2 separate regions of the Homo sapiens genome follow, and region 2 is linked to region 1. A link is a loop called in an ENCODE intact Hi-C map of the cell type or tissue named here. Cell type or tissue: chondrocyte. All regions are shown on one strand. Links, peaks and the distances in the headings refer to the core of each region. The heading gives the core; the rest is flanking DNA.

Region 1 (12,108 bases), core at 2,746-10,745:
TATTCCAGTCTAAAGAAATAGTTCACCAAAACAGGCACTCAGAATAAAACTCGGCTAAACTTTCAGTGTGGTTAGGAGAATCATCCCAAAGATCTCTGATAGATTTCCTTTGACTGCTGTCTTCATGGTTCTCTATTATTGGGGACCATGCTAGGAAATTGAATCTATTTTCCTTTTTGGTTTTCTACCTGCTAGAGTCCCTGTAGTCTTTGATGTCTCAGAACCAGGATTCTGATTTATTTTATTTATTTATTTTTTTTGAGGCACAGTCTTGCTCTGTCATCCAGGCTGGAGTGCAATGGCGCAATCTCGGCTCACTGCATCCTCTGCCTCCCAGGTTCAAGTGGTTCACCTTCCTCAGCCTCCCAAGTAGCTGGGATTACAGGCATGCACCACCACACTCAGCTATTTTTTGTATTTTTAGTAGGTTTGGCCAGGCTGGTCTCAAACTCCTGGCCTCAAGTGATCTGCCCACCTCAGCCTCCCAAAGTGCTGGGATTACAGGCATGAGCCACCATGCCCAGCCCAGATTCTGATATTGTTTGGAATCAAAACACATAAACACCCAGAATAAAAGCAGATTAAAGCTGGGCACAGTGGCACAGCCGTTAGTCCCAGGTACTCAGGAAGCTGAGTCAGGAGGATTACTTGAGGCCAGGAGTTCAAGGTTACAGTGCACTATCATCATGCCTATGAATAGCCACTGCAATCCGGCCTGGGCAACATAGCAAGACCCTATCTCGAATAAATGAATAAATACATAAACAATCGGTCAATCAAACAGATTAAACCTCCAAAAAGAAACAGCTGAAAACATGATCTAGACTTGTTGAACTTCAGTTTACACATATACACTGACTTATTACACCATATTATATATAGTTAAGTAGCCCATTGCTTGGCATCTCTGTTTATGTATATTAATATCTGTCAAAACTGACTGAAGATCTTTCGCTAAGCACAGCAGTTCTACTACAAGTTTGTTTTACTAGAACAGTATTTAAAGGAAAAACATAAAATTAAAAGCAAATGTCCATTGGTGGGAAGATGTAAACTCGAGGAAGAGCAGGGATTTTTGTCTTTTTTATTTATCAATTTTATCTACTTCCCTAGAACAGTGCCTGGCAAATGGTAAATGCTCAGTAACTATTTGTTGATTAAATGCGTTATAACCATCCATTGGAGTGAAAGTGAACATCTCCAAATATTTCCATAATGTGAAATGTAAAAAGCAAGTTGCAGCAGACTACATGCCTTTTTATAAAGTTTAGAAACAAGTAAAATAGGCTGGGTGTGGTGGCTCACGCCTGTAACACCAGCACTTTGGGAGGCCAAGGCAGGCAGATCACAAGGTCAGGAGATTGAGAGTATCGTGGCCAACATGGTGAAACCCTGTCTCTACTAAAATACAAAAAAAAATTAGCCAGGCATGGTGGTGCACACCTGTAGTCCCAGCTACTTGGGAGGCTGAGGCAGGGGAATCACTTGAACCTGGGAGGCAGGGGTTGCAGTGAGCCACGATTGCGCCACTGTACAGCCAGCCTGGCGAAAGAGTGAGACTCCATCTCAAAAAAAATAAATAAAAGTAAAATGAATAGTAATGTATTATTTAAGGATACATAAAGGCGATAAAGTTTTTAAGAAGAAATGATAAATATAAAATTAAACAGAATGGTTTCATCTGGGTAGGAGGCCAGAGAAGGAAGGAATTCACACGGCAAATACAGTGATATAGGTAATGCTCTAGTTCAGCAGTGTCCAGTAGATCTTTTTGCAACAATGGAAATGTTCCATATCGGTGCTGTTCAGTATAGTAGCTACCAGCTTTCTGTGGCTATTGAGCACTCCAGAGAGTGGCTTGTGTGACTGAGGAACTGAATTTTTAATTCTCTTTAAGTTTAAGCGGGCACATATGGCTAGTAACTCATATTGGATAGTGCAATTCTAGTTCTAGTGGCAAATAGACCTATGTTTATTGTTAGGCATGAAAATTTACACGTATGTTAAAATAGTCTTAGGTATATCTAAAATGCAGCATAATCTTAAAAAGCCATTTAAAACAAAAAGTAAGCTTCAGAACTCACTTTGGTAACTATAGTTCTGCTGCTTCCGTAGGATCTCAGCATGACCCAGTTAGTCCCCAGGCCAGCACAGCAGGTGATAATTAACCCTTCTTTACATTTAGCCTCAGAAAATACCAGGCATCAGAACAAGGATCCCTGAGGAGTAAGAGAAAAAAAAAAAGAAAATACCAGGCAATTTTTCTTTAACTTTGACAGATTAATCTTCTTAATTATATTTTTATTTGGCCCATATTAAAATTCAGTTTCATTTCCTGACCACACATCAGCTAGTCTTCATTAAGGTTGCTTGGAATATGCTGTATGATATGAAAGAATCAGCCATTATATTATAAAAATGGATACAGATAGTCGTCAGAGAATGTAATATTCACATTAAATTTTGAAGAATTGGCCGGGCGCAGTGGCTGACGCCTGTAATCCCAGCACTTTGGGAGGCCGAGGCGGGTGGATCACTTGAGGTCAGGAATTCAAGGCCAGCCTGGCCAACATGGTGAAACCCTGTCTTTACTGAAAATACAAAAATTAGCCAGGCATGGTGGCGGGCACCTGTAATCCCAGCTACTCAGGAGGCTGAGGCACGAGAATCACTTGAAGCCAGGAGGCGGAGGTTGCAGTGAGCCAAGATCGTGCCACTGCACTCTAGCCTGGATGACAGAATGAAACTGTGCCTCAAAAAAAAAAAATTGCTGGGTGCAGTGGCTCACGCCTGTAATCCCAGCACTTTGGGAGGCCAAGGTAGGTGGATCACCTGAGTTCGAGACCAGCCTGGCCAACATAGTGAAACCCCGCCTCTACTAAAAATACAAAACTTAGCTGGGCATGGTGGTGTGTGCCTGTAATCCCAGCTACTCGGGAGGCTGAGACAGGAGAATTGCTTGAACCTGGGAGGCAGAGGTTGCAGTGAGCCAAGATCGGGCCACTGCACTCCAGCCTGAGCAACAGAAGCTAGACTCGGTCTCAAATAAAAAAAAAAAAGTTGAAGAATTCAACATTCAGATTTTCCCCGGACAGGGAGTTAATGGTAAGTTTATCTGGCAACTTTAAGAGGAGTTTGGCTCAAATATTAAAGACCTTTTTATATAAGATAAGTGTCTATGGAGGATGCTGGAATCTGAATGTATCTCTTAAAGAAGCAGAGTAAGCATGGGTGCTAGATTTGGTGGGCTGTGGTTGGGGGGATTGTTTGGTAATGCTTTTAGAATATTGATAACCTGCTATGGATACAAGATAAACAAAGTTGGTAAATGGAAGTGAATTATCATTATGAGCATCCTGATATACAAATACAACTATACAAAATTACAAAACATAGTTTGTATGAAAACCAAAAATTTAGTCCCTAACATTTGACTTGCACTGTTGCCATTGCACTTCATGCAGCTTATAGGCACCTTTCCAGGGTAAGTAGGGTTGTCAAATGGTAAATCTGTCTTGCTGCATAGCAAAGCTGTCTATTTCTGTGCTGTATATCTGTCAGTGTTTCAGAGCTCTAGCCCGGGAGGAGGCGGCGGGGGCGGCGGTGGTGAAGAAGAGGACAGTCAGCAGGAATCTGAAACTCCTGACCCAAGTGGAGGCTTCCGAGGAACAATGGAAGCAGACCGAGGAATGGAAGGTTTAATCAGTCCCACAGAGGCCATGGGGAACAGTAATGGGGCCAGCAGCTCCTGTCCTGGCTGGCTTCGAAAGGTAATTCCTTTGGAAGAAGTAACTTGGATAAAATATGTGGCCCTTTGCAGGAACTAGAAAGAGCTGTCAGGGTCTCTCAGTTTTCCAAGTACCTAGTAAACTGTTGTGCATCCTGAATCCAGCCTTCTGATTTCTACCTGGAAAGAAATTGCCTAATCACTAATCCTTTTTTCTTTCCAAAAAGATAAAAAATGTTCTCATACCCTTGTTACTTAAGTGAATGTATTATAAGTTACTATAACCTACCTTGATGGCAGTTTTTGTAGTACATGTATATAAAGATTAAGCTTACAGATTTTATACTGTCATTTATAGAAATGGAATATTGGAGCAGTTGGAATGCCTTACAATAGGAAAATGGTTGATGAAAGTTGAGATACAGAAAGTAAAAATGTTGGATTGGGCACAGTGGCTCATGCCTATAATTCCAGCACTTTGGGAGGCTGAGGCAGGAGGATCACTTGAGCCTAGGAGCTCAAGACCAGCTTGGGCAACACAGCAAGACCTTGTCTGTACCAAAAATTTAAAAAATTAGCCGGGTGTAGTAGTGTGCACCTATAGTTCCAGCTACTCAGGAGGCTGAGGCAGGATGATCACTTGAACCTGGGAAGTCGAGGCTGAAGTGAGCCGAGCTGTGCCATGATTGTACCACTGCAATCCAGCCTGGGTGACAAAGCAAAACCCTGTTCAAAAAAAAAAAAAAGTAAGAATGTTGAAGTATATTTATTTTCATGGAAAGTTACTCACAACATATGGCTATGCAGAAGAGGATGATATATCTGTATGATCTCATTCTTTTAGGAAATATGTAACACACAAAAGAATGTCAACAAGACTATGTATTGACAGTTTTTAAAGTGGTTGTCTGTAAGTGATGGAATTGCTGGTGAATTTTATTAGTTTCCTTTGCCCATTTGTATTTTCTCATTTTCTACAGTAAATATTTATGGTTTGTGAAATTTTAAATTTTTTACCAAAAAAAAAAAAAAAAAGACCGAGCATGATGGCTCCCAGCTGTAATTCCAGCACTTTGGGAGGCCAAGGCAGGAGGATTGCTTGAGCCCAGGAGTTTGAGACCAGCCTAGACAACATAGGGAGACCCCATCTCTATAAAAATTTAAAAAAAAATAAGGCCAGGGCCAGGCATGGTGGCTCACATCTGTAATCCCAGCTCTTTGGGAGGCCAAGGCGGGAGGATCACCTGAGGTCAGGAGTTTGAGAACAGCCTGGCCAATCATGGTGAAACCCCATCTCTACTAAAAATACAAAAATTAGCCGGGCAAGGTGGCTCACGCCTGTAATCCCAGCACTTTGGGAGGCTGAGGCGGGCGGATCACAAGGTCAAGAGATCAAGACCATCCTGGCCAACATGGTGAAACCCCATCTCTATTAAAAATACAAAAATTAGCCGGGCGTTGTGGCGCACGCCTGTAGTCCCAGCTGCTCAGGAGGCTGAGGCAGGAGAATCGCTTGAACCCAGGAGGTGGAGGTTGCAGTGAGCCGAGATTGCGCCACTGCACTTTGGCCTGGTGACAGAGCGAGACTCCGTCTCAAAAAAAAAAAAAAATTAGCTGGGCATGGTGGCACGCACCTGTAATCCCAGCTACCTGGGAGGCTGAGCCAGGAGAATCACTTGAGCCCAGGAGGCGAAGGTTGCAGTGAGCCGAGATCGCACCACTGCAGTCCAGCCTGGGCGACAGAGTGAGACTCCATCTCAAAAAATAAATAGATAAATAAATAAGGCTGGGCGAGGTGGCTCACACCTGTAATCCCAGCACTTTGGGAGGCCAAGGCGGGCAGATCACTTGAGGTCAGGAGTTTGAAACCAGCCTGGCCAACATGGTGAAACTCTGTCTCTACTAAAAATACAAAAAATTAGCCAGTTGTGGTGGTACACGCTTGTAATCCCAGCTACTTGGGAGGCTGAAGTAGGAGGACCACTTGAACCTGGGAGGTGAAGGTTGCAGTGAGCCGAGATTGTGCCACTGCACTTCAGCCTGGTGACAGAGTGAGATTCTGTCTCAAAAAAATAATAATTAGCCGGGCATGGTGGCACATGCCTGTGGTCCTAGCTACTCAGGAGGCTGATGTGGAAGGATTATTTGAGTCCCAAAGGTCAGGACTACAGTGAGTCATGGTTGTGCCACTGCACTCCAGCCTGGGCAACAGAGCAAGACCCTGTTTCAAAAAAAAAAATCTGTAGGTTTAAAGCTCCCTGTCTAATAAGACTAAACTTGCTAGTGATTTGAGGAGCGTGAACAGAGGAAGCAGCATGCTGTTCTGTCTGCACCTTTAGCCTCAGCTTTCAGCAGTGTTGCAGCCAGCCTCACTGACACTTCCTTGGAGCGCCCCAGCTCACTGAATAGCCTGTGTAGAATAAGCGTGTTGGAGTGACACACCAGAAACTCCAGCCTGTGTTCTTTGAGTTTGCCTTTGCATCACTGTTTCTCTGATGAAGGGGTGGCAGTTTTTTCACAGGTAGGCTGTGATATGTTGTTAACCACAACTGTCTTGCCCACTAGAGGGTGCTGAAGTCATGAGAGAGGGAAAACTATAGCAAAAAGAAGGGAATTTGGGAGGAAGCAAATACTGCAAACAGACTAATGAGATTCTTTCTCATATACATAGGAGCTGGAAAATGCAGAATTTATCCCCATGCCTGACAGCCCATCTCCTCTCAGTGCAGCGTTTTCAGAATCTGAGAAAGATACCCTGCCCTATGAAGAGCTGCAAGGACTCAAAGTGGCCTCTGAAGCTCCTTTGGAACACAAACCCCAAGTAGAAGCCTCGGTAACTGAGCTTTTTGCCTTTGAATCACAACTAGGTAAACAGTCACTGCAAGCTCTGCCTGGTTCTTCTGGCCTCGCTCTAGCTTTTGGGTTTCAGCTGCCCTGCATCAACTCATTATACTGTCTATTCAGCAGTACTTAAAGCCTCAACCCAAGACTAAACTGAGTTGCCTCAGAAAGGTATTTACCCTTCCACATTTCTGACAGGCTAACACCTTTCTAAAGGGATTGTCTTTTCCCTCTGCCTCAGAAATACCAAAATTCAAATTCAGTTTTTCATGACACTGGCAGGGTAGGTTAGAGGCTCTAAATATAAGAAAGAAGTAATACTGGTAGTCTAGTGAGGAAGCAACACATGTACACCTAACCTTGGTAAAAATGACATTGTGGTAAATACCTCAGTAAAACTATAATCCAAGGTCATGAAACTTTTTCTATAAAAGGCTACATAATTATTTTAGACTTTTCCTATTAAAGGCCACATAGTAATTATTTTAGACCATTTTAGACAGAAATGTGTACAGCCTCTTTTGCAACTACTCAACTCTGACATTGTAGCACAAAAAGCAGCTTCAAGTAATACATAATGAATGGGCATCCTTGTGTTCCAATAAAATTGTATTTACAAAAACAGGCAGTGGGCCAGAATTGGCCTATGGGCTATTTGTTGAACCCTCCTATAAAAAAAGTACAGTAGAAAAGAGAAAAATCCAGACTAGGATCATCAGAAAGCTTCCCAGAAGAGGTAATAATACCTTTGAAACTTCAAGGTGAATGTTTTAATTTCTCTGTCAGTTCACCTTCTTAAATTGTGTTGGTGGTCCTGTTTACTGACCACCTCTCAGATCTTTTCTAAAGTGTGATTCACTGCATATCATGAATATTGACCCTTTGGGTCTGTGATCTGAAAGACTTGTTCCAAACCAAATCATGCTTTTCCCTACTTCAGCATTTTAAATGAGAAGATACCAAGGTGCTTTAAAATTTTTCACAAAGTCCTCCAAAATAGATGATTGGTCTCCCACCTTGGCCTAATGGGGACTGAGGCAGAGAGTTCACTTTCCATGTTATGTCAGTGCCCATCGCTGTTATAATCCTAGCATTTCTGTTTCTCGTACATATATTCATGTGTATATATGATTTATCTTGTTAATTTAAAAGTAAAATCCGATTGCACTTAGAGGAAGTTTGGATTGAGGAGCTATGACACCTGGGCAGAACCTCCTGCAATCTCCTTCTTGTCTCTCTAGTCACCTCGGCTGAATCCTGCAGTAACCTGTGCTGGGAAGGGAACACCACTGACTCCTCCTGCGTGTGCGTGCAGCTCTCTGCAGGTGGAGGTTGAGAGATTGCAGGGTCTGGTGTTAAAGTGTCTGGCTGAACAACAGAAGCTACAGCAAGAAAACCTCCAGATTTTTACCCAACTGCAGAAGTTGAACAAGAAATTAGAAGGAGGGCAGCAGGTGAGAGCATTAAAAGAATAATCCAATTTCTAAGCCTGTTTTGAAGAATCACAGAAACAAAACACAAAGTACTGAAATAGACTTGTTCCTTTGCAGGTCCTTACTTTTTTTTTGAGACGGAGTCTCGCTCTGTTGCCAGGCCAGAGTGCAGTGGTGCTATCTTGGCTTACTGCAACCTCCGCCTCCCGGATTCAAGCAATTCTCCTGCCTCAGCCTCCCGAGTAGCTGGGACTACAGGTGTGCACCACCATGCCCGGCTAATTTTGGTATTTTTAGTAGAGACAGGGTTTCACCGTGTTGGCCAGGATGGTCTCGATCACTTGACTTCATGATCCACCCGCCTCAGCCTCCCAAAGTGCTGGGATTACAGGTGTGAGCCACCACGCCTGGCCGATCCTTAGTTTTTAATGATACCATTTTTGTAATTATAATCCCAGAAGCCTTGGGCCTTGTTCAGGCACCTAGATTGAATCATTTTCATCACTTGCATTGCTTTTTCTTAGTGTATGTTTTTTCTTTTACAATACTTAATTACATACCTCTGAAAATAGACATTCTCCTGAACAACCACAATACTATAACCACACCTAAAAAAATTAATACTAGTATTGTCAATTCTCATCTAGTATCCAGCTGATACCTCAATTTTCCCAGTTTTCCCCCACAAAAATGTCCTTTATAACCATTTTTTATCAGACTAGAATCCAGTCAAGAATCCCACATTATATGTATGTCTCATTTCTTTTCATCTAAAACAGCTCCCTCCACCACCATCACCTTTTTTAAATTATTTTATTTTTATTTTTATTTTTATTTTTATTTTTATTTTTTGAGACAGTCTCACTCTGTTGCCCAGGCTGGAGTGCAGTGGCGTGATCTCGGCTTACTGCAACCTCCACCGCCCGGGTTCAAGTGATTCTTCTGCCTCAGCCTCCCGAGTAGCTGGGACTATAGACGCTTACCACCATGCCCAGCCAATTTTTGTATTTTTAGTAGAGATGGGATTTCACCATATTGGCCAGGCTGGTGTCAAACTCCTGACCTCGTGATCCACCTGCCTCGGCCTCCCAGAGTGCTAGGATTACAGGTGTGAGCCACTGCGCCAGGCCTTATTTATGTATTTATTTTGAGACAGGGTCTTGCATTGTCACCAAGGCTGGAGTGCAGTGGCACAAACATGGATCACTGCAGCCTTGACTTCCTAAGCTCAAGTGATTCTCTGACCTCAGCCCCCCAAGTAGCTGGAACTACAGGCATGTTCCACCATGCTCTGCTTCACCTTTTAAAAAAATACTTTTATGACATTGACTTGTTGAAGAAACCAGGGCAGTTGTTCAACAGAATGTCCCACATTCTAGATTTGTCTTGTTTTCTCAGGGTGTTGTCTAACTTGTTTTTCTGTCACCCTGTCTTTTCTGAAAACTGGAAGTTTAACCTAAGGCTTGATTAGATTCACATTAAACATTTTTAGTGAAAATACTTCAAAGGTGATGCTGCTTGCATTATTTTTCGAGAGCCATGCTATTGTTTTATATAGAGGGAAGTAGAAGCAGAGAAATAGGGTTAGGCCCTTGGCTTTGCCATTTGCCAGCTGTAGGTGTTTGGGCTACTTTGTTTTCTCTGAGCCCTGGTTTCTCACCTGAAAGAAAATAATAGACACCTTGTATGGTTCTTTGGAGGATTAAATGAACTAATGTTTATGAAATTACTTTAGAAAATAATATACAGGCTGAGCACGGTGGCTCACACCTGTAATCCCAGCACTTTGGGAGATTGCTTGAGCCCAGGAGTTCAAGACCAGCCTGGGCAACCTGGTGAAACCCCATCTCTACCAAAAATAAAAACTAACTGGGCATGATGGCACACGCCTATAGTCCCAGTTATTCAGGAGGCTGAGGTGGGAAGATCACCTGAATCTGGGGAGGTCAAGGCTGCAGTGATCCGTGATCACACCACTGCACTTCGGCGTAAGCAACAGAGCAAGACCCTGTCTCAAAAACACACACACACACAAGGTAAGATTGGCAGCTATAGCAGGGAGAAGATTGTTTTGCCCAGGACTTTTTCCATTTTAAAACTAAGAGTTCTGCATCCCAGGAAACCCCGCAGTCCTGGACAAACCTGGATAGTTGGTCACCCTACCTGCAGTAAATATAAAGGTATGGACTGTATCTAAAATAGTGCCATGAGCGTCTCACAAGATCGTGGCTACAAATCCTTAGCCACGCCTTAGCCAATGCCTTAGAAGTTGGCATTGAAAATATAGTACTGAACTACTTCTGTGACTAGGTGGCACTGTTGCTAATGTGGAACCGTGTTTTATCCGGACAGGTGGGGATGCATTCCAAAGGAACTCAGACAGCAAAGGAAGAGATGGAAATGGATCCAAAGCCTGACTTAGATTCAGATTCCTGGTGCCTCCTGGGAACAGACTCCTGTAGACCCAGCCTCTAGTCTCCTGAGCCTGTAGAGCCCCCAGGAGACTGGGACCCAAAGAACTTCACAGCACACTTACCGAATGCAGAGAGCAGCTTTCCTGGCTTTGTTCACTTGCAGAAAAGGAGCGCAAGGCAGAGGCTCTGAAGCACTTTCCTTGTACATTTGGAGAGTGGCATTGCCTTTTAGATAGGATCTAGGAGTGATTTTATTGTTTTGGAGAATGGAAGGGCCCCCATGGCCCTGGCTTTGTCATCAGTGACTGCCATAGCAACAGCAGCTCTGTACCTCATCTGTTGATCCCACCTTTGAAGAGGAGACACAGTGCTCACCTTAATTGCGCTGGTAGCAGCTTATATCCCATGTATCATTTTCACCATTGATTGGAAGCTGCCTTGGGAATTCAGTACCAGGCATTACCCCTCTGGGTGGGAGAGGGAGAAGTGTAAAGTTGGAGTGGGCTGGAATCAGGTGTGGCCCGCCCAGTGTCCTCTGCAGAGTGGTGAAGTAGTCTGGCCCTCTTGGGAGCCCTGAGTCCAGGAAAATATGTCTGATGGAGTCAATCTAGGGCTTGTTTCGAAAAAGTTCAGTTACTCTGTGCAGCTAAATGCTTTAGGAGGAAAGGTAGGCTTAGGTTGCTTTTCCTCTGAGGGTTGATTGAAATTTCTTCAGTGAGGAATAGAGAAAGGGCAGGACCCTCCTCATCACACAGCTGGTGTTTCAGGCTGTGACCAATGCAGGGTGGGATTTCCTAACTGTGGATGAGGGGATGAGGTGTCTCTGAGGGATGAGGTGTCTCAGAGAATTGAGTCCATGGGGCAGTCAGAATAGCCTTAAGAGAAAATCATGAAGGAGAAGAGGTCCTCCTTTAGCTGCCTCTACTTGGTATCTTAGAGAGGGCTTAGAGGGCTCTCAGTCTTCTGCCCATGAAAAGACTTCTTTGAGCCTCTGCCTTCATGGCTCTTAGGGTTCTGATCTTGATATCAGCAGCCCCAACCACTTTCTTTCTGAATGTCTAGTCAGTATTTTTCCCCTTTTGGTGTTTTATGAAGCCATGTGGTAACGAATGAATCTGTATCATTTTTCCTACCTGAGTGGCCCAAAGCCAGCACCAAACCCTGGGAGTCCCTGAAGCCTAACAGAACAGGTAGAACTTGCAAAAGGAATTTGGCTGAGAGCTCACTTCTAATCCTGTACTCACTGTGTCTTTGTAGATAGAAACAAGCTAGCTTTACCAAAGAGAAATAGTGTCATAGAAGAACAAAACTTCATATAGAAAGTTCTAGGCAAGTATTTGATGGTTTCCTTAAGGATGTGAGCTTTGTATTTCCACCTAGCCTTGTAAAATGTTCCTGTGGTATTTTGTGTCACACATCCTACCTTTGATGAGTCTCACATCCCACCTTCCTATAAACAGCTAAATTAATTTTGTTTCATCTTCCCCAGACCAAAATGTTTGATAATCTTATCAACATTGTGGGAGGTCTTGTGCAATGGAAATTTTGCCATTTCTCCAAAACTGGTGGCATAAAGGCTGATGCTTGGGGAGAACCCCATTGCTCGGGACAGGCAACTCTGTTCAATGGGATCTTCTTTGGTTTGATGTTCCCATTGTTTTCTCAGTTCTGGGAAGCCTAGTACATTAGTACT
Region 2 (16,298 bases), core at 6,326-14,325, 470 kb after region 1:
ACAAAACAGGGCCAGGCGTGGTGGCTCACGTCTGTAATCCCAGCACTTTGGGAGGCCGAGGCAGGTGGATCACCTGAGGTCAGAAGTTCAAGACCAGCCTGGCCAACATGGTGAAAACCCGTCTCTACTAAAAATACAAAAATTAGCTGGGCATGGTCATGGGTGCCTGTAATCCCAGCTACTAGGGAGGCTGAGGCAGGAGAATTGCTTGAACCTGGGAGGCAGAAGTTGCAGTGAGCCGAGATGGTGCCATTGCACTCTAGCCTGGGCAACAAGAGCGAAACTCCATCTCAAAAAAAAAAGTAATTAGTATGAGTTGTGGTTAAAAGGTTTGAAAGCCACTGCTCCCAGCTGACATGTGCTGCTGGTACCATTTGGTGTGGAAGTGGGAACACAGTCATCTGTGAGCCTGATGGGCCCCAGTGTTTCCTTAGATTCAGGGCATGTGGAAGAAAAGACCAGAGAAGGCAAAACCTGGGACACTGTCTCCTGGAACCCAGGGGAGCAATATGGGCTATGGGATGGTTGTTTGTGGAATGGGGGCTGGGGGTGGAGGGGCTGCAGGTCAGATGGTCCCCGGAGTTCCTTTTGGCTCTGAGGTTCTGCTGAGGCCCACTTCACACTACCTTTACCTTTCCCCTCCCACATCCTGGGAGAGTAACCTGAGGTCCCTTGGTTCCAACTCCTCCTGCCACGAAATATAGTATTAGGAAGCAGTGTAGTTCTAATTCCTTGTCACATGGGATGCCCCCTGTGGCTGGGCATGCAGCAGTTCGGAGATCAAGATTGCCATCTGTACAATGGGAAGCATGTACTGTTGCTGTCACCTCCTCCTTCCTCCCCAGCTGGAGTTCTTGTACAGAGACAAGAAAGAAAGATGTTTGACTTGACTTCATGAGGCAGGCTCAAAGCATGCACTTGGCTCTTTTTCCTTCAGCTCTGTTACCTAGCCTGGTTGGCATTTTCCTTGCAGTTTTGGGGCAGTTTCCTCGTATTAATGAATGAGCAGAATGAACGACTGCAAGCTCTGTGAGGGGGCCTGGCACATAGAAGATGCCCAGGAAATGTTGGCTGGGAGAATGGATTGCCTCTTGTGTGTCCTTTTTGGTGACCAGGCAGCACCGTAGCTTGTCAGGCCCACTCTGGGAGTTGTCAAGGATTCCTTCCCCTTTGCTATGGGTTCAAAGTTCATGTTGGAACAATGCCAGCTGACACAGACCTGACCATCAGCAGCTCAAGCAGTGCAGAAGCTCCACACAGCTTTCCAAGTTTTTTATTTTTTAAAAACAGGGTCTTGCTATGTTGACCAGTTCTGAAACTCCTGGGCTCAAGCAGTCCTTTCACCTCAGCCTCCCAAGTAGCTGGGACTACGGGTGCGCACCACCATGCCTGGCTAGGTGCTTTATATCCTCCTCCTCTTCCTATCTCAGGAACCCTCCACACAGTTACCATGAACTTCATCTTGTAGCCTCTCCTTCCCACATCTTATCCCTGGGGAAATGTTGTGTGAGGGTGAGGCAGAGACACAAAGACAGCTGGCCCCACATATTTAAAAAGGAGGACCAGTCCTCCCATGCCATCTCCCTTGCCCTTCAGTCTCTTTCTCCTGGTCTCCCAGGATTACTCAGTTCTCTCCACTGACTTTGGGAAAACCTGCTGTTGTGTGATCACCCACCCCTGGGCTAGCTCATTACTCAAGGGAGCCATCAGAGGTTGAAGGACCCCTACCCAACAGCAGTGAGGTCCCTGGGGCTTCAGGAGGCTGGGCCATTCTGCCTTCCCACAGGTCAAGCTCTCAATGCTTGAGATGAGGAGCCCAAGGCCAGGGGTGGAGAAGAGGTCTTCAGCAAAGAGAAGTCATGAAATCTTAGGAAAACCCTGGGCCTTTCACAGACTCGTACTCCTTAAAGATCTTCCTTCCATGTAGAAATCCCTTCTACAATGCCTCATCCAGGCTCTCTTTGAATACTACCGGTGTCAGAGAGCTCATTCATTACTCAGCAGTGGGATCTGTCCTGCCGTTGGAGAGCTCCACGTGCTGCATTTACTAGAGCGGAAATCTGTATTTCCATGTTTTTGCTGTTCCTAGTCCTGAATCTGAAACTCTATTGTGAACTCCACTGTGATAAATAAAGTACTATTTTTTTTTTTTTTTGAGATAGATTCTTGCTCTGTTGCCCAGGCTGGAGTACAGTGGCGCGATCTCAGTTCACTGCAACCTCCGCTTCCCAGGTTCAACTGATTCTTGTGCCTCAGCCTTCCAAGTAGCTGGGATTACAGGTGTACACCACCATGCCTGGCTAATTTTTGTATTTTTAGAAGAGACAGGGTTTTGCCATGTTGCCCAGGCTGGTCTCGAACTCCTGGGGTCAAGCATCAGCCTGCCTCCACCTCCCAAAGTGCTGGGATTGTAGGGGTGAGCCATCGTGCCTGGTTAATGGAAACTATTAAGTTTCCATTTTATGTGACACCTCGGTGGCTTTGCCTAGAGTTGGCCACAGTTTCCTTCTTTAAAATGTCTCTTTCATCGGGTTCTATGGCACTTCCCCTTTCCACTTCGGACTTTTCTTCATTATCTCCTTTGCAGGATATTCTCCTTTCCCCAACCTTGAAGTACGAAACTCCTCTCTCTTTTTTTTTTTTTTGAGACATAGTTTCACTCTTGTCACTCGGGCTGGAGTGCAATGACACGATCTCAGCTCACTGCAACCTCTGCCTCCCAAGTTCAAGCCATTCTCCTGCCTCAGCCTCCCAGGTAGCTGGGATTACAGGCATGCACCACCACACCCTGCTAATTTTTGTATTTTTTTTTTTTTTTTTAGTAGAGACAGGGTTGTGCCATGGTGGCCAGGCTGGTCTGGAACTCCTGACTTCAGGTGATCCGCCTGCCTTGGCCTCCCAAAGTGCTGAGATTACAGGCGTAAGCCACCTCCTCGCCTGCCCGAAATTCTTTTTTTTTTTTTTTTGAGACAGAGTTTTGCTTTTGTTGCCCAGGCTGGAGTGCAATAGCTCTATCTTGGCTCACCGCAACCTCCACCTCCCAGGTCCAAGCAATTTTCCTGCCTCAGCCTCCCAAGTAGCTGGGATTACAGGCATGTACCACCACGCCCAGCTAATTTTGTATTTTTAGTAGAGATGGGGTTTCTCCATGTTGGTCAGGCTGTTCTCCTGACCTCAGGTGATCCGCCTGCCTTGGCCTCCCAAAGCGCTGGGATTACAGGCGTGAGCCACCACGCCTGGCCTGAAACTCTTAACTCTTATAAAAAAAATTATAGAGGCATATATTGTATATCATATAATCTACCATTTTCAAGTGCATAATTCAATTTTTAGTAAACTTACCAAGTTTTACAACCATCACTGTAAATCAATATTGGAACATTTTATCATCCCAATAAGATGTGATGCCCATTTACTGTTAACCCTCGCCCTTAAATATACTTTTTGTCTCTCTCTGTGACAGAGTCTCTCTGTGTTACTTAGGCTGGATTTGAACTCCTGGGCTCAAATGATACTCTTGCCTCAGCCTCCTGAATAGCTGAGACTACAGGTGTGCACCACACCCAGCTAATTTTTAATTTTTTTTGTAGAGATAGGTTCTTACCAGACCATTTTGTAGAGACAGAGTCTTGCTATGTTGCCCAGGCTGGTCTTGAACTCCGGGCCTCAAGTGATCCTCCCCGCTCGGCCTCCCAAAGTGCTGGTATTACAGACATGAGCCACCGCACCTGGCTTCTGAGCCCTGGATTCTATCCAAGATGGCACTAGACCTTTAAGGAAGTTGTATTGTTAGTTTATTTTGAACCAGTAGCTACCTAGGCTCTCCCTATTCACTGCTGAATAGTTTGCACCACTGTCTCCCCAAATTTGGGTCATTTCACATGAGCTGGTATCAAAACAAGTATCTCTTTTTTTTTCTCTTTTTTGAGATGGAGTCTCTCTCTGTCACCCAGGCTGGAGTACAATGGCGTGATCCTGGCTCACTGCAACCTCCGCCTCCCGGGTTCAAGCATTTCTCCCGCCTCAGCCTCCCAAGTAGCTGGGAGTCCTGAACTCCTGACCTCATGTGATCCACCCACCTCGGCCTCCCAAAGTGCTGGGATTACAGGCTTGAGCCACCACGCCCGGCCCAAAGCAAGTATCTCTTATCCTTAAGTTAATTATTAATTTATCTGGACCAAGATGTAAGACTTTTTTACTTATCTCTATTAAATTTCTAGATAAGATCAGTTTATATTTTGCTTCTATCATCCAGTTTTATCATTTATTCTTCTAGTTCTATGTCATGTGAAAATTTGATAAAAATTATTTTTCTTTTCTTTTTCTTTTTTTTTTTGAGATGGAGTTTTGCTCTTCTTGCCCAGGCTGGAGTGCAATGGTGTGATCTCGGCTCACCGCAACCTCCACCTCCCGGGTTCAAGCAATTCTCCTGACTCAGCCTCCCGAGTAGCCGGGATTACAGGCAAGCATTACCACACCTGGCTAATTTTTTTGTATTTTTAGTAGAGACAGGGTTTCTCCATGCTGGTCAGGCTGGTCTGGAACTCCCAACCTCAGGTGATCCACCTGCCTCAGCCTCCCAAAGTGCTGGGATTACAGGCGTGGGCCACTGCGCCCGGCCTAAAAATTATTTTTCTGATCTCAAAATTGTGAGAAGTTTTGTGTAGGTTACATCCCTGTCTCATGCATGTTTATAGGTCTCAATGACCTCCATTCATTCATCAATGTGGGGAATGGTTGTTTAAACATCTACACATATGCCTAATTGCATTACCATGAGCTCCACATTTTCTCAGCCTATCCACATTGAATATCATTTCCATTTCATTTGAATATCATTAAAAATAGGACAACATTTCTCTGGTCAGGAACCCTATTGAAAAAGGAACTGGGGCTGGGTTCTGTGGCTCACATTTGTAATCCTAGCACTTTGGGAGGCCAAGGCGGGAGGACTGCTTGAGACCTGGAGTTTGAGACCAGCCCTGGGTAACATGGCAAGACCCTGTCTCTACAAAAAATACAAAAATTAGCCGAGCGTGCTGGCGCGCACCTGTAGTCCCAGCTGCTTGGGAGGCTGAGGTGGGAGGATCGCTTGAGCCTGGGAGGCAGAGGTTGCAATGAACCAAGATTGGGCCACATCACTCTAGTAGAGTGAGACTCTGTCTTAAAAAAAAAAAAAGAAACGGGGTTGAATGGGGTGTGGTTTAGTTTGTGTGAACCTGGCTCTGGTAATCACAGCTTTGCCTTCTCTTCCTCAGCCTTTTCACCTTCTCCTGGCTGAGACATGCCCAGCCTTCCAGCCCCAGCTCAGACAGCATCTTCTCTAGGACCTTCCCTGACCATCCTATGCTCCCAGGCTGGATTAGGTACCCTGTCCTTGTATTCACATTGTACCCTGATCTTATCTCACTCACAGCACTTACCATGATATGTACTGTCTGCCTTTCCTACTATACTGGCAGCTGCTTGAGGGTAGGGACCGTCCTTAGCCTTATTCTTCTTGGCAACTCTGATGCCTGACAAAGGGATACTCAAGAAATAATGGCTGAAATGCACCAGGCACTCCTCAGGTATCTGTTTGATGTCAAGCACATAAGGCTTCTCTATCTATGAAGCAAAGCTATGAGGGAGGCCGAAGAGCAGGTGGGCTTGGAGATGTATATTGTGACACCCGGCATGATATAACTTCAACTTGAGCTTATGGGATCAGAGAAGAACCTGAGGCCCAGCAAGAATGAGTGACTGGGGACAAGAGCCTGACTGAGGCTGAGTCCCCAGAGGAACCCGGGGGGTCCAAAGGGAGTAGGAAATTCAGAGAGGGTTTAGAAAAGTGGAGGTAGCTGGGGCAAGGAAGAGACACAGTCTGGCTAGTGGGTCATGGCGGCAGGAGCCCAGGGGCCAGGCCAGAGCTGTTGCACTGGCAGCTCCTCACTTTCTAGAAAAGAGAAGCCATGGGGGGATGCAGTGCTGGGAAGCAGGACTGGGCATTGTTTTAAGCATGGCAAATACCTGTCTGGCATCTGTACGACTTTATGTTTAGATGTTTATTTTGGGGTGGCTTTAGTGAGGGTTGATGAGAATAAGATCATGCTGCTTCCTCCTCACCCAAGTGACCTCCCTGTTAACCAGAAGACATCAGTTTCAGAATTCCAGGTAGTTGTCTGCCCACTCTGGGGCCAGCTGGTGGCTTGGATGTGGGAAAAAGATTCTTTTTTCCTTTTCTTTTCTTTTTTTTTTTTTTTTTTGAGACTGAGTTTTGCTCTTGTTTTTACCAGGCTGGAGTGCAATGGTGTGATCTCAGCTCACTGCAACCTCCGCCTCCCGGATTCTAGTGATTCTCCTGCCTCAGCCTCCTGAGTAGCTGGGATTACAGGTGCGTGCCACCATGCCCAGCTAATTTTTTTGTATTTTTAGTAGAGACGGGGTTTTGCCATGTTGGCCAGGCTGGTCTTAAACTTCTGACCTCAGGTGATCCACCCGCCTTGGCCTCCCAAAGTCCTGGGATTACAGGCGTGAGCCACCGTGCCTGGCCAGATTCCTTTTTCTGAGCGAAGGAGCTCGTTAGAGCTAAGCTCCACATGCATTAGCCCCAGCCTTCCCCTCCAGCCTCCTCCCTTTCCATAACCTTCTTTCTATGGAAACTTCAGCCATACAAGCTTCTTGCAATCCTTCCAGTCACTCAGGATTTGCACGTTCACTGCCTTTGCCTTGGCATGCCCCACCCTTCCCCATATGCTAAACTGCTTCTTAGACTTTAAGATTTAAGTCAGAGGCTGGGCACAGTGACTCACATTTATATTCCCAGCACTTTGGGAGGCCGAGGCGGGTGGATCACTTGAGCTCAGGAGTTCGAGACAAGCCTGGGTAACATGGTGAAACCCCGTCTCTATAAAAAAGACAAAAAGTAGCCAGGCATGGTGGTGTGTGCCTGTGGTTCCAGCTACTTGGGAGGTTGAGGTGGGAGGATCACTTGAGCCCAGGAGGCAGAGGTTGCAGTGAGCTGAGATTGCACCACTGCACTCCAGCCTGGGTGAAAGTAAGACCCTGTCTCCAGTAAAAAAAAAAAACAAAAAACATTTAAGTCAGAAACCAGGCGTGGTGGCTCACACCTGTAATCCTAGCATTTTGGGAGGCCGAGGAGGATGGATTACTTGAGCTCGGGAGTTTGGAACCAGCCCAGGGAACATGGTGAAACCCTGTCTCTACGAAAAATACAAAAATTAGCCGAGTGTGCTGGTGCATGCCAGTAGTCCCAGCTGCTTGGGAGGCTGAGGTGGGAGGATCTCTTGAGCCTTGGTTTGAGGCTGCAGTGAACTGTGATTGTGCCACTGCACTCCAGCCTGGATGACACAGCAAAACCCTGTCTCAAAAAAGATTTAAGTCAGAGTCATGACTTTCTGAGAAATGTTCTCCAACCAAGCCCCTCCTCGCACAATTAGCAGTTTTTCAGTAAGTCCAAAAGGCTGTGTCAATTCCCCTATGGAAGCACTTAACATCACAAAGGGAGTGAAGTTGTCCCCGTGCCTAGCACAGTGCCTGACACATATTAGGTGCTCAAAAAATGTCTGTGGAATGGGAGGGCATCATGATCCCAGCCAAACAGGCTGAATTTTAGAAATGGGTGCTTGGAAGCATCTCAGGCAGTGAAAGGAATTCCAGGCTTCACAAAATAGTGTGCCTGAGGATACCAATACACAACCTGAGACGGAGATTGCGGGTGGGAGGTCTCAGCAGCCAGGCAGGGGTGGATAGTGTGTGTGTGAGTTGCGGGGGGCACTCCATGGAGCAGTGGCTTTATCAGAAATGGGGACTGTTTCCCTTCAACCATCATGGACCCTTCCCTGTTTCTTCTTGTCAGCCAGAGGAGGGAAGCTGCTGACAGCTCATCTCCAATACGCCCTCCGGGACCCTCGAGCCACCCCTCTCCACCAGCAGCTTTGCCACTTACACTCACCATCAGAGATGTTCCCAAGCCCCGAGGCCCTGCCCTGACATGCATAGTGACTCTTGGCTTCCCTGGCCCAGACGGCCAGATAGCTCCCAGCTTCTTGCAGCAGCTGAAAGAGTTGAAAGGCCTGGGAGTCAGGAGGCCCTGGTTCAAGTGCTGGCCAATAACCAGTCACATGACCTTGGGCCAGCATCTCTCCCTCTTTGGGCCTCAGTTTGCCCTGCCATAAATTGAAGAAATGGGATGGCCTATCTCGGGGAGTCCCCTCCACATGCACATTCTGTGGACCCTGCAGTTCCTTGGATCCACATGCTCTCCTTATCTGTCTGCTGCTCAAATCAAAATCTTAGTGTTGACAGGGAATTTGTAAAAATCTTCTTTTTGTAGATGAGGAATCTGAGGCCCAGGGAGGGGAAGGGGTGTGATCAGAAAGATGTACTAAGGGCAGACACAGAATTCCAACTGGAGTCTGCTCCCAGACATGATCTGACTTTGGTTTTAATGACTGCTTGGAATGGAAGAATTCTTTGCACCAAAGCCGCCCATGTGCCTAGCATAGGTTCACATAGGGTATGGCTGGTGCCTCTTCAGCCTTCTGTAGGCAATCAGTTCAGGGTCCATCCTTTTGATCCTGTAGTAGAAGCCAACCAACCTAGACCAAGCCCTGGTGGGGAGACCTGAGCTCTAGCCTTCTCTGTGTAACTGACTAGCTGTGTGACCCTGGGCAAGTCACTCCACCTCTCTGGCTTTATTGCGGTGTGGTTATACGAGCTCCATTGGGCTGTAAGCTCTAGGGAACATGGACTTGTCTGTTTTAATCCCAGGGGGTTGGCTTTCAAAGTAAAGTTTCTTAGTTGAAATTTCAGAGAGAATCTCATTTGTTCAGCAACCAATGATGTCTGTATTTAAGTCAGCCCACAGAAATCTTAGGTCACTGACTGGCCAGTGAAAGGGCTGCCTGTGGCTCAGGTGCTTATCTTTGGTTCAATCCACTGTGGCCTGGAGTGTTATGTCACTGATAAGTACAGTTGCTTTTTCTAGGCATTGTTTAGAAAGGTATCTATTGGATCTCTATTGTCTTGGTGAGGAAACTGGCTCAATGAGTCACTTAGCCCAGGGCACATAACTGGTAAATGATGGTGCTGAGGTTAGAACCACAAAGCCCCTTGTTCTTCCTACTACTCCAGGACCCATAGCTGTGGACTAGTCATGCAGAGCAGAGTGCAGTACGTTGAGGGCTACAGGGATTTGGTGGAAGCAGCAAACTTTCCAGATGGAGGGAGGTGCCCAGGAAGTCTTCATGGAAGAGGCGGCCTTTAAAATGGGAGTTTAAACAAACAGGCAGGGGTGGTGAAGAACATTCCAGATCAAGGAAATAATGTCAGCCAAGGTGTTTGGGTGAGGGGATGGGGGAGAGGAAACTGGGTGGGATTCTGAGAGGGTGAGACTGTGCGGAGTGTCAGCATACATGGCTGGGAGGGTTATGAAACAAGCTTGTGTGTCAAACCCAGTAAGAAGTTTGGGATTGATTTGTGAAGTAGTGGGGATCCATTGAAGGTTGTTGAGCAGGTGAGTGACTTAATCAGAAATGGGCTGCCAGAAAATGTATGGTTAGTTCCCTATAAGTCTGTTCCTCCTGGGAGGCACAGGCTGTTTCACCTTTGCTGTTGTCTTCAGTCAGAAATGGGGAGGAACGGAACAGAGCTGAGGAGATGCCGCTGGCACCACCACTGTTAGGCGGAGGACCAGAGGGGGAGTAAGAAGACAGTGGGCAGGGCCAGGCCTTCATGGCAGGTCATGGGGGGTGAAGAGGAGGAGGAGCAGCTGGAGACGACTTTCCTTCCTCTCTTGGCCATCAGCCTCCTCTGGCCTGAGGTCTGGTCTGGTGAGGCAGAGTACAGAGCATGCCTGTGCTGTCTGTGTGAGTTCCTGAGGAGTGAGATCTTTAATTTTTGTCTGCTGAGCCCTGATGGGCGAGAGGCCAGCCTGTGTTACAACCTCTTGGGGGCCCCTGGGCCAAGGCACTCAGACCACAGTGGACGGAAACAAGGAATGAGTCATTCAGACTAGGACTAGCCGGGGCCCACTGGGATCTGCTGCACCTCGCCTGCCCCCTCAGCCTGGTGTCTGTGCCCTTTCCTGGGGATTTGCCAGGTCTGGGTCTGTTCCTGAGGGACTGGGGCCCTAGAGAGGGTATTGGGGGCACCAGGGCAAACATCATTGAGCCCCCACTCTCCATGGATGATCCAGGGAAAATGGACTCAGGGGATGATGGCAGAAGGCATCCTCTTCCTCTCTTTGTCTTGACAATGGAGAGTGAGAGGGAGCTGGCTTGCAGGCCTCCCTGGGGAGAGCTTGTTTTAGGAAAGACCCTACTGTAGACCTTCCTCTCTGCCCCTGCATCCCTCATCCCTCAGGGTGTGAGGAGTGTTACTATGACCCAGCTCAAAGCCAAGGTGGGCACAGGCTGGAAGATGCCAGCGACAGCCAAGGGAAGCTGCTTCTTGTCCTTTTTTGTCCTCAAATTCCTGCACAGCCATTCTAGAAGCCTAGATAGGCCTGCACAATCCCCCAGCCCACAGGGTTTTCTTCCTGGGGATTTTGAAAGAATAATCCAGGTACATGAGCTCTCCCCATCTGGGTAACTCTCTCCACCTCCAGCAGAGCATATGAAGTCCCCTTGGTCTCACTGGGAGGAATTACAGGGAGGAGGTCTTCCAGCTGCTCACACTGTTGTCCTGCTCAGGTCTTCAGAGACTGTGCTTGAGGAGAAGTTATGCTTCAGGCTCCCCCGGGGGTTTAGAAGATTCCTCCACCCCTCCACCCCCAGCCAGGGACTGAAGGAATTTATGCAGGTAAATAGGAAATGACATCTCAGCTTATAGTGAATGGCACGGAGCTTTCAGATCAGCCCACCCATGCACCAGAGACTGGAAATGAAGGGAAGCGAAGTGAACTAAGTGATTTGAAAGAGCTGCCCATTTCCCATCATTGCAGGACACCCTGGTGTGAGTGCAGTGTGCTGCAGGGAAAACAGCATGGACTTTGGAGTTGTTCAGACTTTTTAGTTGAATCCTGGCTCAACTCCCAGCTGTGTGGCCTTGAGCAAGCGACTACCCCTCTGGGCTTGTGAAATGGGAATGGCAACACCTCTACCACACAGAGCTAAATAGACATTGTATGTATGTCATTTCTCTTTCCCAAAGAGAAAAGCTACGAGTTGAGATGAGCTCTATTCAGCAACTGCAGACTACTTGATGGAGGTGGGGTGAGTGTGGCTGTGACTTCCTTCCTTCTTCTCTGTGGGTGCGAATCAGATTCACCGCCCTGACTCAGAGCGGACCCCTAGCTGGTAAACAGGCCTGAGGAGAATGGGGGATGCTTGGTGGGGGCTGACCTGTGACCACAGTCCCATGCAGCCATTAGCACCCCCACCACACCACAAACAGCTGTGCATGCTTCCAGCTCTGAGAAAAATGCAGCTGTCGGTGGTCTCCCTTCCCCTGGAAGCTGGCATTGGTTTAGCATCTGGGACCAGACAAACCAGGAGTGAATCCCAGCGCAGCCACCTACTGGCTTGTGACTGTGGATGAGTCATTTACTTCCCCGAGCCTTCATTTCCTCATCTGCTATGTGGGGAAATAATAGCACTTCCTTCATCAATAGCGCTTCTCATTAAACAAGGAAGTGACTATAAGATGACTTGGCACAGTGCCTGGTACCTTCTGAGTGCTCAAGAAATACCAAGGCTGGATGTGGTGGCTCACACCTATAATCCCAACACTTTAGGAGGCCGAGACGGGAGGATCACTTGAGTCCAGGGGTTCAAGACCAGCCTGGGCAAAATGGCAAAACCCCGTCTCTACAAAAAATACAAATTAGCCAGGCTTGGTGGCGTGCACCTACAGTCCCAGCTACTTGGGGGGCTGAAGCTGGAGGATTGCTTGAACCCAGGAGGTGGATGCTGCAGTGAGCCGAGATTGTGCCACTGCACTCCAGCCTGGGTGACAGAGTGAGACCCTGTCTCAAACAAACAAACAAACAATAAATGAAATATCAGTTGGTAAATGGAGGAGTAGTAATTGACACCTGCCCCTAGCCCCATGACAGGGTAAACAGGGCTGGCTAGCTAGTTTGTCCTGAAGAGAAAAATGGCAAAAAGAACATCATTATCTCAACTTTCAGATAAGAAAGTAGAAGCCAAATGAAGCTCAGAACTGTGCTGCATTCACAGAAGACGGAAATGAGCTCAGAACTGTGCTCCGCTCACAGAAGACGTAAATGTTCACCACATGTTTGTGGGAGGGCCCTTTCCAGCACACTCTGAAATACAGGCCAGCTCACCTTACCTTTGCAGGAACATCCATACCATGGCTATCACCACCAGCCAGCATGTCATACCCACTTGGAGGAGACAGGCACCGGCAGACCAGGGCAGGGTGGTTGTGAATTCTTGAGGGGACGCCAGGTCATGGCACCTAAGGTGGAATGGTTCTGGCAGCCTTTGCGGGCCTTAACAACCTCACACAGGAGGGAGTCGGCACCTCTCTGTACGGCCTGCACCTTCCAAACTGGAGGCTGAGGCTGCGCAGTGCTGGGGTCCCAGCTGCCCAGTGTCTGGAGCAGAACATCCAAGCCCATGAGCGGCTCCCGTCTGGAAGGCTGGGGGCCCAGTCAAACTTTCCTTCAGCGATTCTGCCCTCTGATTAACCAGGAAATGTGTTATTTGTTCTGAGCAGGGGAACAAGCTCTCCTGGGGAGAGGAATTCAGGGCTGGAGGTCCAGTTACTTCCAAGCAAGAAAAATCCCTGGAATTCTTTCAGGAGTCTGGGTCTCAGCAAAGGGGGCCGAAATGTGGCCCTTGTTTTTGGTCCTTATTTACCAAATTAGCTCAGGTTCTGGTAGACCTCTGGCTGCCAACATTATTCCAGTGAGACATGGAAAAGCAGTGAGTTTGCCCTGGGAGTCCAGGAGACTGCTGTCCCTTGCATGGGGCATGTGTCTGGGCAAACCTTTCCCTGCTGGAATCTCTTTATCAACCCTTTAGACTCTCTCTGCCGGGTTTTCCAGAGATGATTTTCCTCTCCAGACCCAAGAGATGGGTGAGTAGGCTTAGCAGCGATCTAATGAGGGAGAAGGCTTTAATCAGGGGGTGGGGAAGTGACACACGGTGAGTCAGCGGCCATGCTGAAACAGCTTCCCTTCTTTCACTGGGCCAAGAGGATTAAGGGTGGCAGAAAGTTCTGATAACTCCACATCTCCAGGTACATGAGCTCCAGGTACATGAACAGTGGGCTGGCAGGCAGGGAAGAGGGCATTTGGGGATATGCCCTAGAGCTCCTTTGGTGGTGATAGTGGTGGGGTGGTTGGAAAGGTCATGATTCAATTGTGAAGAGGGCTCCAGGCTTACAAGCCCGGGGTGGAGGCAAGGCGGTGTAACCTTAAAAGCTTGGGCTCAGGTGGAAAATGATCCAGGTTTGAATCCTGCCTCTGCTATTTATCAGCTGTGCCATCTTGGGCAAGCCAGTAGCCATTGCCAACCTCAGTTTCCTCCTTTGTATGCGTGGAAATCATAATGCCTCCTTTGGTTGGTTAAATCAGCCAATTGATGTAACATGCTTAGTATGGCGTTTGGACTAAAGTAGGCTCTATCGATTTTGGCAGGTTAAAAAAAAAAAGCAAAACTCAAGTGTTTGTGGGATTGGAGATTCTGAAGAGCTGCAATCAGTCCCAGCAGTTAGAGGGTAAGGGAGATATGGGCAGTAAGTAGGTGGCAGGACAGAGTGTGGCGCCGGGATGGGGTAGAAGATGCCAGTCTTTGGAGTAGATGAACTGGGTTATGGTCCCCAGGCGAACAGGGTGGGAACGTCCAAGGACCACTTGTACTCACTGAGGAGTGGAAGGGGCGCCCGATGGTGAGGGAAAGTTGGTCTGCGTGAGGGTTTTGGCGGAGGCGAAGGGTGAGGGATGAATGGGCGGCAGACTTCCAGAAATGCAGACGGAGGAGACGGAGCAGTAATAATGACTTGGACACACAGGAGGAAAAAATAGCTCAGGGACGAAGATGATGCCAAGGTTTCTGGCTTTTGGAGGCCCACGGGGATCTGAGGTGGGTCTTGAGGGATCTAGAGGGGAGCTTCTGAAGGAAGTGGGTAGGTTCCGGGGAGAGGAAGGGAGCCCAGAACTACAGAGGTGGGTGGATATCTGGGCAAGGAGAGGTAAGTGTGGACCTGGGGCTTCCACAGCTGTGAAGGAGCAGCATCCCAGGAACAGAACGCAGCATTCTGGGAACTAAGGGGCATTCATGGTCAAATGCAAGGGGTAGGGTTCAAGGAGATCTTTAGAGCCAGCCCCAAAGGCAGCAAGCACATGAACCTGGATCAGGAGCTGCCACCCAGAACTCAGTTCCTCTCTCTTAAAATGGGTCTAATGATACCAGCCCTCCCCACTTGATGGGATTACTGTGTCCTTCATTCAGTTAGCTATCCATTTCACACATACTTCTTGGCTGTTCTAGGTTCTGCAGAAACAGTGGTGAGCAACGCAGACAAGATATCTGTTGCTTTAGAGCTGTCATTGTGGTTTGGGAAGTCAGACAAGAAATGATTTTATAGGTTGTTGAATAGGACTTTTCCTCTGCTCTTGGAATATCTGCTGAAGCCACAAAGATAGAACAATGAGGGCTAAATATTCTTGCATTCTGAAGAGAAGTACTAGACACCTTACTAAAGGCAGAACAGGTTCAACAGCAATCAAACTACATCCCTCAATTCCAGTCTACAAATGAAAGGGATTGAAGAAAGTCACTGAAGCATAACACTGCTGCATTTGTGGGCAGGGCTGAGATTTCCCCTGAGGGAACTCCCCAACTCAAACCAAATGAAGGGAGCTCCCAGAGAGAACCAGTCATCTGCAAGAAGAGGAGGCTCTGTCCCTATAACTGTCCCCCCACTGATGCTGACTATGTTGCTGGATGTTACAGGCACCTCGGTGCATTAAACTACAGCAAGACAGTTCATGGGAGAACCCAACATATGTCTTTAGGAATTGAGGACGTACATAAATGAAGAGACTTGTGTGCACTTCCTGTCTGGAGAATTCTGATCGTGGAGCCTCGCTGGAGTGGCCTGTGTGGCAAGGTGAGAAGTGGGCAGGGTGAGGAGCGGCCAACCCACCATTGTTTTGCCTGGCATAGGTGGGACAGTCCTATGAGAGACAGAGGATGCAGGGGTCTCCGAGAGGTTGGCCAGAGAGTAATTTGCTATGGCAACTCAGGGTGGAGGTCCTGTAGAGAACCTCCCAAAAACCCACATATGTGCCCATGAAAAAGCCAGCGCTTGGCACCTGCCAACCAAGGGTACCTGTCACATAAGACTTTGCTACTTTTCCTCTAACACCTCTCTCCCAGCCTTGACAAAGAGGAGCCACAGCAGAAAAGGGAGGTCAGGAAAACAGACCACACCCCACTCTCACCACTGCAGGATCTCTAGCAAAGGGACAGGGGAGAGGAGGACTATTAAATGGGATGTGATATTGATTAACTTGGATGAGATTTTGATCTGGACAGGAGCAGACTTTTTGTGTCTGAAAATGGGTCTTAATTATATTAATAGAATAGTTCTCGTGTCTGGTAGGGATGACCTCTCAAGCCAAGGACTCTGCCTGAGATGTCATTAAGGGTGGGAAAGGGAAATTTACCATAATATGGTTGAAGGTAGTAGTGGAGCAGTTTCTGGATAGTCCCTCTTTAGGTTCAGCCCATTAAAAAATTCAGTTACACGAGCAAACAAATCAATAACAAGATGATGTCAACTGTTTTATGAAGATGAAACAGGGTGGTGTGTTAGAGTCATGACTGGGGTGAGGGAGGGCTGCTCTAGATTGGAGGTCAGGGATGGCTACTCCAGGAGCTGATATTTAATCTGAGAGGAGCAGTGATGAGGAACTACCCTCTAACATCCTGGAGAGGAACCTTCCAGTAGAGGGAAGGGGGCATTCACTTGGCTTGTTCAAGGAGCAGAGAGAGGGCCAAGGCAGCACAGTGTGGTGGGTAAGGGAGAGCAAGAGGCCAGATGAAATCAGAGCGGGGGCAGCCAGCTAGGGTTTGTAGGCCAAGGCCAGGGGTCGAGGCTTTATTTCAACAGTAGATATTACCTGGGCTTGTCTTTTGTGTGGTGTGGGAGGTTGTGAACTGGTGCCCACATGCCAGCTCCTTCACTCTGCCTCTCTGGGAAATAGGCTGTACAAATGTGCCAGGGGCAGCCCTGTTGATCCAAGCCTTTAGGCTGTAGGGAGGGAGCATGGGTGAGAATGGTGTGCTGATTACTGGGGACACGCAGACAGCGGCAGT

The links. Hi-C counts contacts between places; a loop is a spot of excess contacts. Peaks named below come from ENCODE experiments on the same cell type or tissue, not always from the same donor. Only the 100,000 strongest peaks of a DNase experiment are listed, where the experiment ranks them.
Region 2: it touches region 1 in a loop (4-fold over the local background); 9 of 110 quality-filtered maps call a loop at or near these places.

Annotation. Positions count from the first base shown.
Region 1 is chr14:75,082,932-75,095,039 of GRCh38, reverse strand. It overlaps NEK9 (NIMA related kinase 9), which reads left to right. Exons shown (of 22, transcript NM_033116.6): 19 at 3,562-3,770; 20 at 6,399-6,560; 21 at 7,810-8,022; 22 at 10,354-12,108. The coding sequence ends at 10,476. Among named protein-coding and RNA genes, the nearest start is that of ZC2HC1C, 19 kb to the right of the region's middle. In chondrocyte, for the core only: CTCF peaks have their summits at 6,060, 6,291 (motif pointing right) and 10,311; no DNase peak of the experiment used is centred there.
Region 2 is chr14:74,613,502-74,629,799 of GRCh38, reverse strand. It overlaps LOC101928352 (a long non-coding RNA gene), which reads right to left. Exons shown (of 2, transcript XR_944029.4): 2 at 15,752-16,233. Among named protein-coding and RNA genes, the nearest start is that of LTBP2, 9.4 kb to the right of the region's middle. RefSeq lists enhancers at 6,742-7,608, 11,072-12,271. In chondrocyte, for the core only: a CTCF peak has its summit at 10,969; no DNase peak of the experiment used is centred there.